2 separate regions of the Homo sapiens genome follow, and region 2 is linked to region 1. The links are chromatin contacts, found by Hi-C or POLR2A ChIA-PET in ENCODE. All regions are on one chromosome and are shown on one strand. Each heading gives the region's core, a stretch centred on a gene start or an enhancer-like site at or near the end of the contact. The rest is flanking DNA. Distances are from core to core; before and after follow the strand shown. Region 1 overlaps LINC02981 (long intergenic non-protein coding RNA 2981). Region 2 overlaps LINC02981 (long intergenic non-protein coding RNA 2981).

Region 1 (6,284 bases), core at 2,298-4,797:
TGGCTTTAGGGGAAGAAAGAAGACCAGGGAGGAAATCTGCAGTGTGAGCCACTCTTCTCCCCCAGGGTTACTTCTCGGGCTTTTGCATGGGCAATTCTACCTGTAGGTAAAATTTCCATAGGCCCAGGAAACAAAGTAAGTCCAGCAAGTGCTTGGCTAACTGTTGGCAACCAAGGACTTCTGAGATTTTTGCTTATAAGGTTCACCCCAGTTCATGCTTTCAAATGCCCTTGTCTCTCTGCAAAGCCAGCTTCCTTCAAGATTTGTAACTTGGCTTTGGTCAAATAACTTTGAAATTGAATGCTGTATCTCAAGATTGATGGCCCAATAGGCATCAGGACCACATTTGTTTCCTGCCCAGGACTTTTTCAGGGGAGGAGGGATGAATGCGGAAAGGTAGAGCACAATATCAAGGTCCACGAGGGGTGTTCTGCTCCCTTGCCCTACCCCCACATACACACCAACACTACCTGCCTCTCAGCTTCTCTTGCAGCCAGCAGGCCTACTGATCCATCATTTATCACTGTGAGGTGCTGCCTAGAAATCAGGCCCTATGGTTTATTGATGTTGCCACTACTTGGAGGGTCCCGGGAGCCAGGCGCTAGTGGGTTTACTCTTGCAGTGGATGCTGTGGGGCTCTACCCAGATTCTCCTTCAGGACCAAAGCATCATTCCCTCGGCTACCAGGAGCACTGCCTGCTGGTGGCTTACAGTGGAAGCTCTTGGCCTTTGGCCAAAGAGGGCTGCCTTGCTCAAGGATATGACCTCTCCTGGGGGTATCTTGCATTCAATGACTGGCCACTGTGGGGGATACAAAGGCTGGACCCCCTTGCCTCAGTTGGGCCAGTTCTAGGGGCCATCCCAACCCCTGTGTGGCCAGCTGAGGCCTCTGCTGTGACTGCAGCCCAGTTCAGCCTCTCCTGCAGCCCAAGGCTGCTGCCCGCATTCACTCACAGGTGTGGTTCCTATTGGACAACTCTCCAATAGGCCCCCTGGACACAATCTTATTTCAGAGTCTGCTTCCTGGAAAATCTGACATGCCACAATGCTCCCAAAGTCCCTTGGGTGGAGGATTTCATAATGAACAGCCAGGGAGGAAAGACTTTCAGAATGTAAGAGAGAACAATGCGTGACAACCACACCACTGATGTAAATTCAATCTCCAGTCTCCATGACCAGTTCCCCCTCCTGCTCTCCTGGGTGGGTTGGGGGAAGAAGGTAGCTATAGATGTGGTTACAATAAGGTATAGGCTAATGAAATGGTTGAGCCATATTTTTTTTTTCTAGAGTGTCATCACAATCTGAAAATACCATTATCTGTCTGACCCTGAAGGCTTTAATCCATTCTTGGGCAAATTTCTGTGTTTTGGGGGAAATCTAAAAATGAGCCTGTGGAGAGGCATGAGGACTGGTTTATGAGTAGGAGTGGTTAGTCGATCACCTGTTGTATGTGCTTTGAATTAAATGATATAATTCTCTTGCATTATATCCAAAATTCCAATAAAGATCTGATATTTGAGTTTTGAAAAATTCGTCTGTTATCCATATGCAAAAATGATAAGGTGATAGTTTAATACCTTATCAATGACTGGTTGTGGGCTAGCTTAGAGCAAGGGAATGCTTAGAGGGGAGCGGGGATGTGGGTGTGCGGGAGCAGGGGGTTTGTAGGATGAGGTGGCGGGGACAAAGACAAACAACACCTGTTTTTAATTTCTTAGCTGAATACTGTGATGGTATGAGCTCAAACAATGTTTCCCAAAATGCAGTGCCCATATCCCTGGTGAAACCAAAGGGGATAGTAAATGCTACACAAAAAAATTACTGTTTTCATCGTTGTGAATTTGTTACAGTTACCTTCTATTATGGCAAATGTTTTTGGTCTTCTATGTATAGGTAGTGATAAAAAGGTTTCTTTTAAAATAAATTTATTTAAATACAAAATAATTGCTTAAATTAAATATATAGTAGTACAAGTGGCCTTCAGTTAAAAAAATCACAATGGTGGTATGTGAATGATGAAAGTGTGGTTATAAAATCTATTGGCTCCAGAATCAGAGCAGAGAGTTTGCTATCTAGCACATTGTGGAAACTTAGCAAATAGTATATAAAATGCCAAATAACACCATCTAGGCTGCATGTCAAATTGTTAAAACTGCTAACATTTTTGCTGTTTTTGTTGTGTTCCTAACTAAGCTAGTTTTTCCCTCTGCTAAATATTGAGCAGAATTGTTTGAGGACTTTGAGTGTCTAGCATGTTTGCACGGTTGATGAGATTTTGTTACTTATCATGTCCATGTCCATATATTATTGCCCATGAATTACACACCCAACATGTATCAGATATCACTAAAGCCCATTAATGAAACATAAAAAGCTAGAGAATTTAAAGGGAATTGGGGCAGCAGGGGGCTGGAAATCTTCTAGTCTGGAAGATTTCCAGACTAAATATAGAAGCACTTTAAGAACCTTGAGACAACTAGTGGTTTCAAACTTTTTCAGTCACAGAACATTCTGTTCAAATAGTAATAGATCTTACTAAGAAGCCCCTGAGTGCCATGGAGAAAATGATGAAGAACTGCTTGGTTGGAGAGGTGGGGCAGGGGGGTGCTGAGAACAGGAGAGTCCCGCAGGTGATACACAAATGAAGTGTCCCTTCCTCTTTCTGCCAGTGCCCACATCCCACCCAGTTCCAGCCCACCCCTGAGGCTCTTGGGGTGTGGCACACTGTTTGAAAACCTAACCTGAAACAGTTTTCCTTCTTATTCCCTCTGCAACTGTCATTTTGTGTCTGCGGTGTGGTCAATGGGCTTTTATTTTATGGTATGACACAGTGACCGCATACTATCTCTCAGAGCACGACAGATGTGTCTTGCCCAAGGGCGCATATATATATATATATGTATGTGTGTGTATTGAGGGGAAAAACAAACAAATGACCTAGACTATAAGCTCTGTCAGGGCCTGGAGTTTCTGGCTTGTTCATCATTGTGTAGCCCTGGCACTTAGAAAGTCTCCTGGTTCACACTGAATGAACAAACAAAAGAATGAGTAGAAAAGATAAGTTAGTCATCGATAAATTTTGAAAAATGGAATTAATGGGTCAAAAGGTGTGCACATTTTCAAATCTTTTAGTGAATGAGTTTCTTATGAAGACCAGCTGGGGCAGTGGGAGAGGCCATAGTAATCTAAATGTGGTGAGCCCTGCAGGGGATAGTGCCTGGGGTGAGGCAGTAGCGAATGACACAGAAAAGAAAATGCAAATTTGAGATGCTCAGAGAAGAAAGTAAGAATACTAGTGATGGGTGGGTTTGGGAACCTGCGAGACTTGAGCCAAAAGCACTTTTGGTTTGGATCACAAAGATGCTGTGTGAAGGATTGGAAATACCATGGTAATCCTTCACAAAGCCAGTCAGAAGCTTAGCTCAGGGCAGAAGCCAAGTGTTGGCTTAAAAGACATAACTCAGCAGCCTGTGAGGCAGCTCTGGGTGCACCATGCCATGGAGGAGCAAGCAGGAATGGCTGCATGCCCAACAGCTGCCCTGCTGAGTCTGCCGAATCTGAGCCTCAGTCACTGGGCTGGGACGAGTGTGCTCCTGTCATACATGTACAAAGTGTCCCCACCTCTCCTGAGGCTCCTCCCTTCTCCACCTCTCTGAGCCATCCCGCAAGGCATTGGGTGTTTTCCACCTATTCCCTAAGCTTTTCCAGAAAGCCTAGCCCTTGGAGAGCCTCTCTAGTCCCTGAGCACTCCTAGTCCTCATGGCCTGTGGTGTTTATTTGACACCTATCCCTGCCTGGGCGGCTCACTGGATATGCACAGGGCATCTCCCTAACTGGATGACAGGACAGGGAGGGCAGGGTCTGCTGCAATTTCATACTTTCCACACCTCTCATAAGATGCTCCCTCAGGCCATCTGGCTGACTGAATGATACTGATAAACCGAGTGGCTTCTGGGAATGCTCCATTTCCAGTTCCCTCCTGAACCATATGCTTTTTTGGGATTATCCAGCCCATTAACGCCCACAGACTGGCTCATGAGTAGGTTTTCTGAGACCGAAGAGGGGCTTGATTTCTTAGAGCCTCACAGTGGAAAAGTACCAGGAGGTGCAGCGTTTTCTCCTTGTAGAACATTCCCACCCATAGGTGTCACCTGCTATATATGCTAAAGCAACTTGCTCCACAGAGAAATATGTTTAAAAGCTCTGCTGGCATAATTCCAGGTGGATTCAGCTAAGCTACTCTGAAGGAACATGCACACACACGCAGACACACACCCCCCCCACACACAGTGAGATTATTCATAGTAAAGGACTTAGTGACCCAGCTTTAAGGGCAGCTGTACGCACCCATCTTGGATAAACAAAGAAACCTGTAAATGAAATGATGAGGTGTGATCCGTGACATTATCCTCACCTAACAACTATACTTCGAAATTGTACTTCTATGCACCATCCCTCCAGACCCTATTCTGAAAGATGTGGCCAAGAGTCAGAGAGGAGGGAGGGGAGCATCTTGATGGGTAGAATCTCAAGGCGATGGGCCACTTAGCTGGAGACTTGCAGGGGACTTGCCTCCTCCAGGCACCTGGCCCAGCTCCAAGAGCCCATCGCCAGGGCTGGGGGTGTGAAAATCCAGCTCACTTTCTGTCCCTCTTTCCTTTGCGTGTTCTGGTTCCTGCTTCTGGCCTCGAATAATGGGAGAGAAAAGCAGAAAAATACTGTGTTTAGGAGCTCAGCTTTTGGAGATGGCAGTGAGGAGGGTGGGAGACAGGTTTAACTTCCTGTTACACCAGACAGTGGGACCTTGAATAATTTGTTCAACATCTCCGAGCTTTGATTTCCTCATCTGAAAATGAGTTGATATTTACCTCACAAGATTCTTGTGAAAAATAAATGGAATAATAATTGTAAAGCTTTCAGCATAGTGTCGGGCGCATAGGAAGAGTTCAATAGGTACACGTATACAGCGACTACTTATTAAGCACCTGCTATGTGCCAGGGATTGTTCTAGGCATTTGGATCACATCAGTGAATGGTGGCTAGTGTTATGCGACCCAGCCAGCTTGGATCCTGGTGGGGTGGGCTGCGTGTGAGGTTGGAGAGAAGCGTGGCTGAGCTTGTGATAGGGTAACCTCCATATACTACTTCTACTGAACCCCAGAGTGAGCAGTGGGAAGGGGAGAATGAGGGGGCCACATGATCACCCACACCATCAGAGAGACCTGGGTCCATTCCCCATTGGTAGCTGGAACGCAAAACTCCCACAGTTGAGTCTAGCACATGGGTCCGTGTCCTCTTACGGGGTAGGGGGTACCCAGTGATGTGGTCAAGAGCCTCCCTCACCCCTGCCCCGAGCTCAGGTTAGCCCCAGCTGCCTCTCCCTGGAACCTGCTGTTGGCCTTCTCGTCTTTTTCTGGGTTTCAGCAGCACTGACAGAAGAATGGGTTTAGTTAGGCATGAAACTATACTCAGACTTCCCTTGAAAGCAGTTTCCAGATCTCTTCCTCAATTCATTCCTTCCCTCCATTTACCTTGTCTGGTTTACCATGGTGCTGGCCTCTGCTCCCAGGGGTCAAGATTTGAGCACCTAAGACACTCAGCAATGGAGGTGACTCTGTGGAAGTTAGGGTGGCACATTCATTTCCACGAACTGTTTCTTGGGACAACAACAATAAAAAGGCATGGAGGAAGTAATTACAGCTGGAGCCACAGATCTTGCACATGGCAGCAGGAGTTGTTTTGCCTGTTGGAGATTAAGAGGTATAGTTTCCATGTCAATTACGGGTGGGAAACCCGCCAAGCTCAGTGCTGTTCTCTCATCCTTTCTGTATTTTAGGACATCTGTGCAGCCTTACCATTCCTATGGACAGAAGCAGGAATGTCACCTCCAAACACAGGAGAGCTTGTGTTAGCTGAGCTCTGGGAAAAAGGCATATTTGGGGTTTCCCGGCAGCCCCTATGCCAGGGCTTGGTTTTCAAGGTTGCCTGCAGTCTGGCCTCCTGCAGGCCCTGCAGCAATGGATATTTAGAGCAATCCACATGCACAGTACTGATGGCTGGTGCCCAGGGGAGTCTGCCGGTCTCTTATGGGTAGGAAGAGAGTTTGCTTCTTGAACCAGTTAATAAGGAAGCATGGGCCAAGGGCCCCAAACAAGGGGATTTTCTTAAGCACATCTCAGCATTAGGCACAGCTCTGGGGCACTTTAGGTACAGGCCTGAGGCAACGACAGTAGGGAAAAAACTCCATTCTTAGCCAGGTTACCCCAGTGTGCTACCAATGGGTA
Region 2 (6,284 bases), core at 2,428-4,927, 41 kb before region 1:
CAGGAGAATCACTTGAACCCAGGAGGTGGAGGTTGTGGTGAGCCGAGATCATGCCATTGCACTCCAGCCTGGTCAACAGAGCAAGACTCCGTTTCAAAAGAAAAAAAAAAAGAAGATAATGATACTTCGCTCAGTTGTGGTGAAGAATTCACGGGAAAATGCATAAAAGCCCCAGGCTCATTGCCTGGCATATGCTATTAGCGGATGTCTGTAACCATCCTAGGGGGCCCTCTGTAGACAGACTGAACTGGGAGAGGATCACAAAGTGGGGGATTCAGAAAGTCAGCAACCAAGAATATTGGGAACAAGGACGTAAACGCACCTCCACTTTTATTCTTTCCTTTTTTCTACTTGGTTGAGGTGAAATTTACATGACACAAACTGTAATCCATTTTAAACTCCAATTCAGTGGCATTTAGTACATTCACAGTGTGTGCAACCACTACTTGTATCTTGTTACAAAACATTTTCATCATCCCCAAAGGAAACTGTCCACCCATTAAACAATCCCTCCCCATTTCCCTGACTCCTCAGCTCCTGGCAACCATCAATCTGCATGTGACTCTGTGGATTTACCTGATGTAAATGTTTCATGTAAATGAAATTGGTTTGGGGGGGTTCTTCCATTTTGTAGCATTTATCAGAATTTCATTCATTTTTATGGCTGAGTAATATTCTATTGTAGGTACTTACCACTTTTGCTTATCTATTCATCCCTTGATGGATATTTGGATTTTTTCCACCTTTTGGCGATTGTGAATAACGTTGCTATGAACATTTGTGTACAGGTATTTGCTTAAGTATGTGCTTTTGATTCTTTTGGGTATATACCCAGGCATGGAATTGTTGGGTCCTATGGTAATTTTATATTTAACTTTTTGAGAAACCACCTAATTGATTTTAAAAGCAGCTGTACCATTGTACATTCTCACCAGCAATGCGAAGGATTCCAATTTCTCCGTGCTCACCAACACTTACTTTTTGTTTATTTTTGATTATAGCCATCCTTGCGGGTATGAAGTGGTATCTCATTGCATGTTTTTTCCCCTTTTTTCACTGTGGTTTTGATTTGCATTTCGCCCCACCCCACCTTTATTTTTTAAATTCAGAAGAGTTGTTTGGTCTTCATGGCTTCTTTGAATCCTTAGACTATCCCTGATGGTTTATGTACAAAAGAGGTTTCTGTGGAAAAAAAAGACCCTCTTGTACAACTCCGGTAGGATTTTAAATTAGTACAAAGTCTGTGGAAAGTCATTTGGAACACTCCCCATTGAAATTACAAACACACACACCCTTTGATCCAGCAGTTCCAAGTCTATGAATCTGGCTTATGGATATACTCCCATGTGAACAAAATGATGTATCTATAAGGTTATTCACTGCAACATTGTTTATAATAGCAACAGATGGGAAACAAAATAAATGCCCCTCAACCGGGAACTGGTTAAACAAATTTTGGCACAGCCATACAATGGGATCCAGTACAGCTGTAAAAATGATGGAGACACCTCTTTGTGTGCTGGTATGGAGGGAATCCCAAGACATATTGTTAAGCAGAAAAAGAAATCAAGATGTAGAACAGTGTATAAATAGTCTGCCCTTCATATGAAAATGAGAGAAAAAGAATATGTGTGTGTATGTATGTATGCATATATAAATGCTTGTATTTCCCTGAATATTCATGAAATACCTTTGTAGAAAGGAAATTGGTGGTGAGAGACAAGAGTGGGAAGAAAACTTTTTACTGTATATCCTCTTGTGCCTTTGGAATTTCAAACTCTGTAAATATATTTCCTGTTCGAAAAATTAAATTGAAATGAAGACAACTCATAAACACCTAGAAATCTCATTAATTTGGGCTCTGATAGATCTGATCTTATGGTGATTTCAGTAGGACATGGACTCTAAGGTAAGCTTTGCTACACAAAGTGATGCCAGGGACAGGGTTGCAAAAGAAATAATTCAAGATCTCATCCCTCCCCCTTCCACTGCAGTCCCGGCTGCAGCCTTAGCTCACTGACTTGTTCACAATTTGAACTTAAGTCAGGCTTCCCGAGGCCATCCTGAATGACTTCCCGCAGTTCCCCCTTGCCCTTGTTCTGAGAGTCCTGCCCTTGGGCTTGCCCCAACACATGGTGCTCAAACAGAAACCAATGGGACTGGAGTATGCAGAGGAGCAGGTACAGCCCTAGACACTGGAAAGAAATTATGTCCAAAGTAAGTCTTTGAACTTGAGGTTGGGCACTTTGTGGCACCATGTTATCCAAGAGCTCTGAGTAGATCAGACGGCAGAGGAAGAGAAGTCTTAGCTCTGTCACTTTCTTGGTCAGTGTCTTTGGGCAAATCACCACATGCCTCTGAATCTCTGTTTTCTCATCTCTAAATGGGGCCAATACATGCAGGATTGTTGCATGTAGATGATGAGATGTTAAGAGGGCTTTTCTTTCCTTTTTTTTTTTTAACCCCCAGAGATGGGGTCTTGCTCTGTTGCCCAGGCTGGAGTGCAGTGAGTGGTATGATCATAGATCACTACAGACTCTAACCCTTGGGGCTCAACCAATTTTCCTGCCTTAGCCTCCCGAGTAGCTGGGACTATAGGTATGTGCCACCATGCCTGGCTAATTTTTAAATTTTTTTGTAGAGATAAAGTCTCACTATGTTGCCCAGGCTGAAGAGGGCTTTCTTAATATAAGCCTTATAAAATGCTGTAAGAACATGAAGGTTAACTTGAAAGTCACTATGAAAAGTCCACATTGGTTAAACATCTCCAATGTGCTTACTATGTTTGTGAGCTGGAGAGATGACAAAGAAGAATAACAGATTCTCCACCCTTCAAGAGTTTTGAGGGCTCATAGGCTAGTGAGAGAGGTGGTTGTGAAGACAATTAATTGCAGCAGAGTGCTAAGTATAGAATATAATGGAACACCAGGTGTAGGGGTGTGGGGAGGAGGAAGGCACAACTGTGCCTGGGGACTCAGCAAAGGCTTCTGAGACCAGAAGATGTTAGGGTTGAATCGTGAAAGGGAAGTAGGAGGTTGCCAGGCATGTAGGGCGCATTCCGGGTGGAGGAAACAGTCTGTGAAAAGGCAAGACGGGAAAAAGGAGAGAATGTTTATGGGCAACTCCAAGCAACTGGTTGCTGCAGAGTTTGGGGTATGTGGGTGGGAGCTGAGGTTGAAAAGGGATGACCAGGTCACATCTTGGAGACCTCTTTTATGGAGGTCACAGCTAAATGATGCAGTAAGAAATAAAACAAAAATACGTAAATATGGCAAGCAATCCTTTTACAGATCCTTCTCTCAGACATAAGATACTAAAAGACACTGAGCTTCCATATTTTTGACTCCCGACTCCCTGTGAGATGCACTGGGCATGAGCTTTGAGCATGCCCTTGTGAGGAACTCCAGCCAGCAGTCCTGGACTTTGAGCCATCCAGGCCAGACTGCAGATGATTCCAGCTCCTAGTCATGGAGTCACTCCAGTCAAATATCAAAATACTTTGGATATTTCCTGCTGAGGTCCTGGATGAGCCATCCTCACTGCGCCCATTAAATGATTCCTAGAATCTGTGAGTACAGGAAGTTGTTATATCCCAGGATGAAGTCACTGATCTAGAACAGGGAAAAGCCTTCACGTTGAGGACAGCTGCCCTGGGGAAGAGGATCATCTGCCCAGGGCACGTCCCAAGGTCATACGATTCATGCTGCTGCCACTGGCCTTTCCAAAACCCAGACACCATCATGCCACTCCTCTGATTTAAAAGCTGCCGTGGGTCCTCTCTGGCTGCAGAATGTAGCCTAACTGCTCAGTCCGTTGCTCAGGTTATTCACAGCCCAGCCCTCACCTTCGCCTGAGCTTCCTCTCCTGTGACTCTCCTCAGCAGCTCCAGGTCCTTGCCTCTTTGCTGCTTGGGGAAAGCATACTCCTCATTCAGGGTCAGCCAATTCCCGCCTGTCCTCACAGGCAGAGGAACAGCCTCCTCTTCTAGGCTCGCTCAGCACTCGACACTTTCTTCTTAGAGCTCTTTTCAGACGTTCACTTTTTGTGTTTGTATTTTGGCAAGACTGTGATTTCCTGGAGGGTAGGGACCATGTCTGACTCATGTCTGTAGTCTCAGGGCCCAGCTCTGTGTCCAGTTCAGTAAATGTTTTAGATGATTGAATGGATGCCTGGGAGGAAGGGAGGTGTGCTCCCCAGCAAACAACTGAGTGAATGTTTTCCAGGGGTGAGTCAGGAGTGATCTGTAAGTGCTATCCTCTACTGCTTTGTCTTCTGCTGTTTTTCTTTCATTCTTTCCCTCCTGCATTGCTTCTCTTATACTCATTTTTAAAATACATCTTTCTAAAATTTTTAAAAAAATTTTTTAATAATTAAAAAAATAAAGATGGGATCTTGCTAATTTGCCCAGGCTGATCTTAAAATACTGGGCTTAAGGAATCCTCCTGCCTCGGCTTCCCAAAGTTCTGGGATTACAGGCATGAGCTACTGCACCCAGCCGATTTTTTTGTGCACAAATTTTTAGAAATACCTGCCATGCAGGGGTTTGTATATTTGGGGCATAGATACCCAGGTAATACCCCCATCCCAGAACAGTTACTTCAGTTGTTCTGTGGATGATAAATCAGAGACCTACAATGTAGATTTCTCTTTTATATGTCTTTATTGCCTATATTAGGATTCATTAGTTACAATGAAAAGGAGAGGTAGAAACAACATAATTCAGTGTTCTGACACAAGGCTGTTTCCTCTGGTCCACAGGCTAATTTTTTTTTTTCTACTTAGAATTAGAAACTGATGATACTTCCACTTTTTCCCTTAGGAAAATGTTTAAGGATTTAGTGATCTTACTTTGAGGGTAATTCTCCAATGATGCTGCCTAAATGTTTCTCCTTTAATTTCATCCCAAGGCCAAGCTTTAATGCTTGAAATGATTAGTTCACACTGCAACTAATTTAGAATTTGAGTTAACACAAACACAGTTTGCATGTATATTCTCATAAGAAAGGTTTGAAATAACCCTTTATCTGCAAGGTTTCAGTATTACCAACATGCAGCATTTCATCCAAATTTGTCACCATTTTACAAACAAAGGGCTCAAGAAATCAAGGCCTTTTGAATCATCAGGGCCTACTAAATTTTTTAAAAGACTAAATGCTTATGATGCATGAATAGGTAATGGAGGCATTTACAAATTTCAATTTTTAGTCCATTAATCTCATTTACTTATTAAGAATCATTTATAGAAAATTCAACTCAACCAAGTACCTGTATAAGGTAATGTAGGCAATGATTTTGTAAACTAGTAAAAATTATGTCAGGTATTATTGACATCTGCACGTATTTGTAAATCCAAGACTGCATTTTAAAAGATGTAGACAATCTAGATGTATTTGCCTACCATTCTGTTACAAGTAAATCTATATATATTTTTTCTTTTTTTAATTATTTAATTAATTTTTTTTCTTATACTTTAAGTTCTAGGGTACATGTGCACAACGTGCAGGTTTGTTACATAGGTATACATGTGCCATGTTGGTTTGCTGCACCCATCAACTCGTCATTTACATTAGGTATTTCTCCTAATGCTATTCCTCCCCCCACCCCCATCCCATAACAGGCCCCAGCGTGTGATGTGTGATGTATATTATTTTTATTGTGATGTATATTATTTTTCACGTTAAGATAAACAAAACCAGAAAATGTGTTTCTACTTTTTGTATTTCTGCTTTTTGTATCCCATATCCTGGAGAGAAACGAACTTTCGCATCGCAGCTACCTGCATTTTCAAGTCAAGTAAACAAACTTGGAATCCAAAAGTGTAAGCAGCACCTCTGCTGGAGATAAGAAGTGGCTTAGACATAAACCCCATCACTACCCCTCCCACAACCTGCTTCCTACCTCATCTTTCTTCCAGCAAAGCTGGTTTGAAGGCTCTGGACTTTTGATCATGGCCTCGGGCCGCTGTCCTGGATGGCTGGTCTCAGAAGACCCTCTGAAAACCCAAAGAAGCTTTGGCTACCAGGGGATTCATTTCTCATCTTAAAATTATTCTTTAGAGACAAGATTTAAACCTTCACTTTCTAGGCCTTAGAGTTCCCTTCTCAGAATAACAGGTGGATTACACCGATGGCTGCATTCTCCCCACAGCGGCCACAGGATATTTAAAAATGTAAATCATGTCCCATAACCTGCCTTCCCATTGCACTTCAGATATCCAGGTTCCTCATCCAGGCCTTCGAGGGCCTTTGGGATCCTGCTGTGCTCCCTTTACATGCCTGGCTTGA

Evidence for each region. A loop is a pair of places that touch in the nucleus more often than their neighbours do. ChIA-PET counts read pairs that join two places held with the same protein, here RNA polymerase II (POLR2A). Pooled maps may share reads with other maps.
Region 2: a loop to region 1 is called in a map of DLD1, with 5 times the contacts of the local background. The contact joins two enhancer-like sites. A Hi-C loop is called at or near these places in 4 of 168 maps with a recorded cell type or tissue (DLD1, PC-3, endothelial cell of umbilical vein and 1 more), 1 of 37 single-sample maps with no recorded cell type and 1 of 50 pooled maps. POLR2A ChIA-PET finds 5 or more read pairs at or near these places in 3 of 52 experiments (Caco-2, MCF 10A and activated CD4-positive, alpha-beta T cell).

The regions. Positions count from the first base shown.
Region 1 is chr7:26,487,264-26,493,547 of GRCh38, forward strand. The region is part of intron 1 of LINC02981 (long intergenic non-protein coding RNA 2981); the gene reads left to right. Among named protein-coding and RNA genes, the nearest start is that of KIAA0087, 48 kb to the right of the region's middle. Within about 2 kb of position 3,548, at least 2 of the 41 ENCODE cell types and tissues checked have a DNase peak (open chromatin) inside an H3K27ac peak, as active enhancers do; they include PC-3, where a contact is called at or near this core.
Region 2 is chr7:26,445,839-26,452,122 of GRCh38, forward strand. All of the region lies in intron 1 of LINC02981 (long intergenic non-protein coding RNA 2981), which reads left to right. Among named protein-coding and RNA genes, the nearest start is that of SNX10-AS1, 50 kb to the left of the region's middle. Within about 2 kb of position 3,678, at least 4 of the 41 ENCODE cell types and tissues checked have a DNase peak (open chromatin) inside an H3K27ac peak, as active enhancers do; they include PC-3, where a contact is called at or near this core.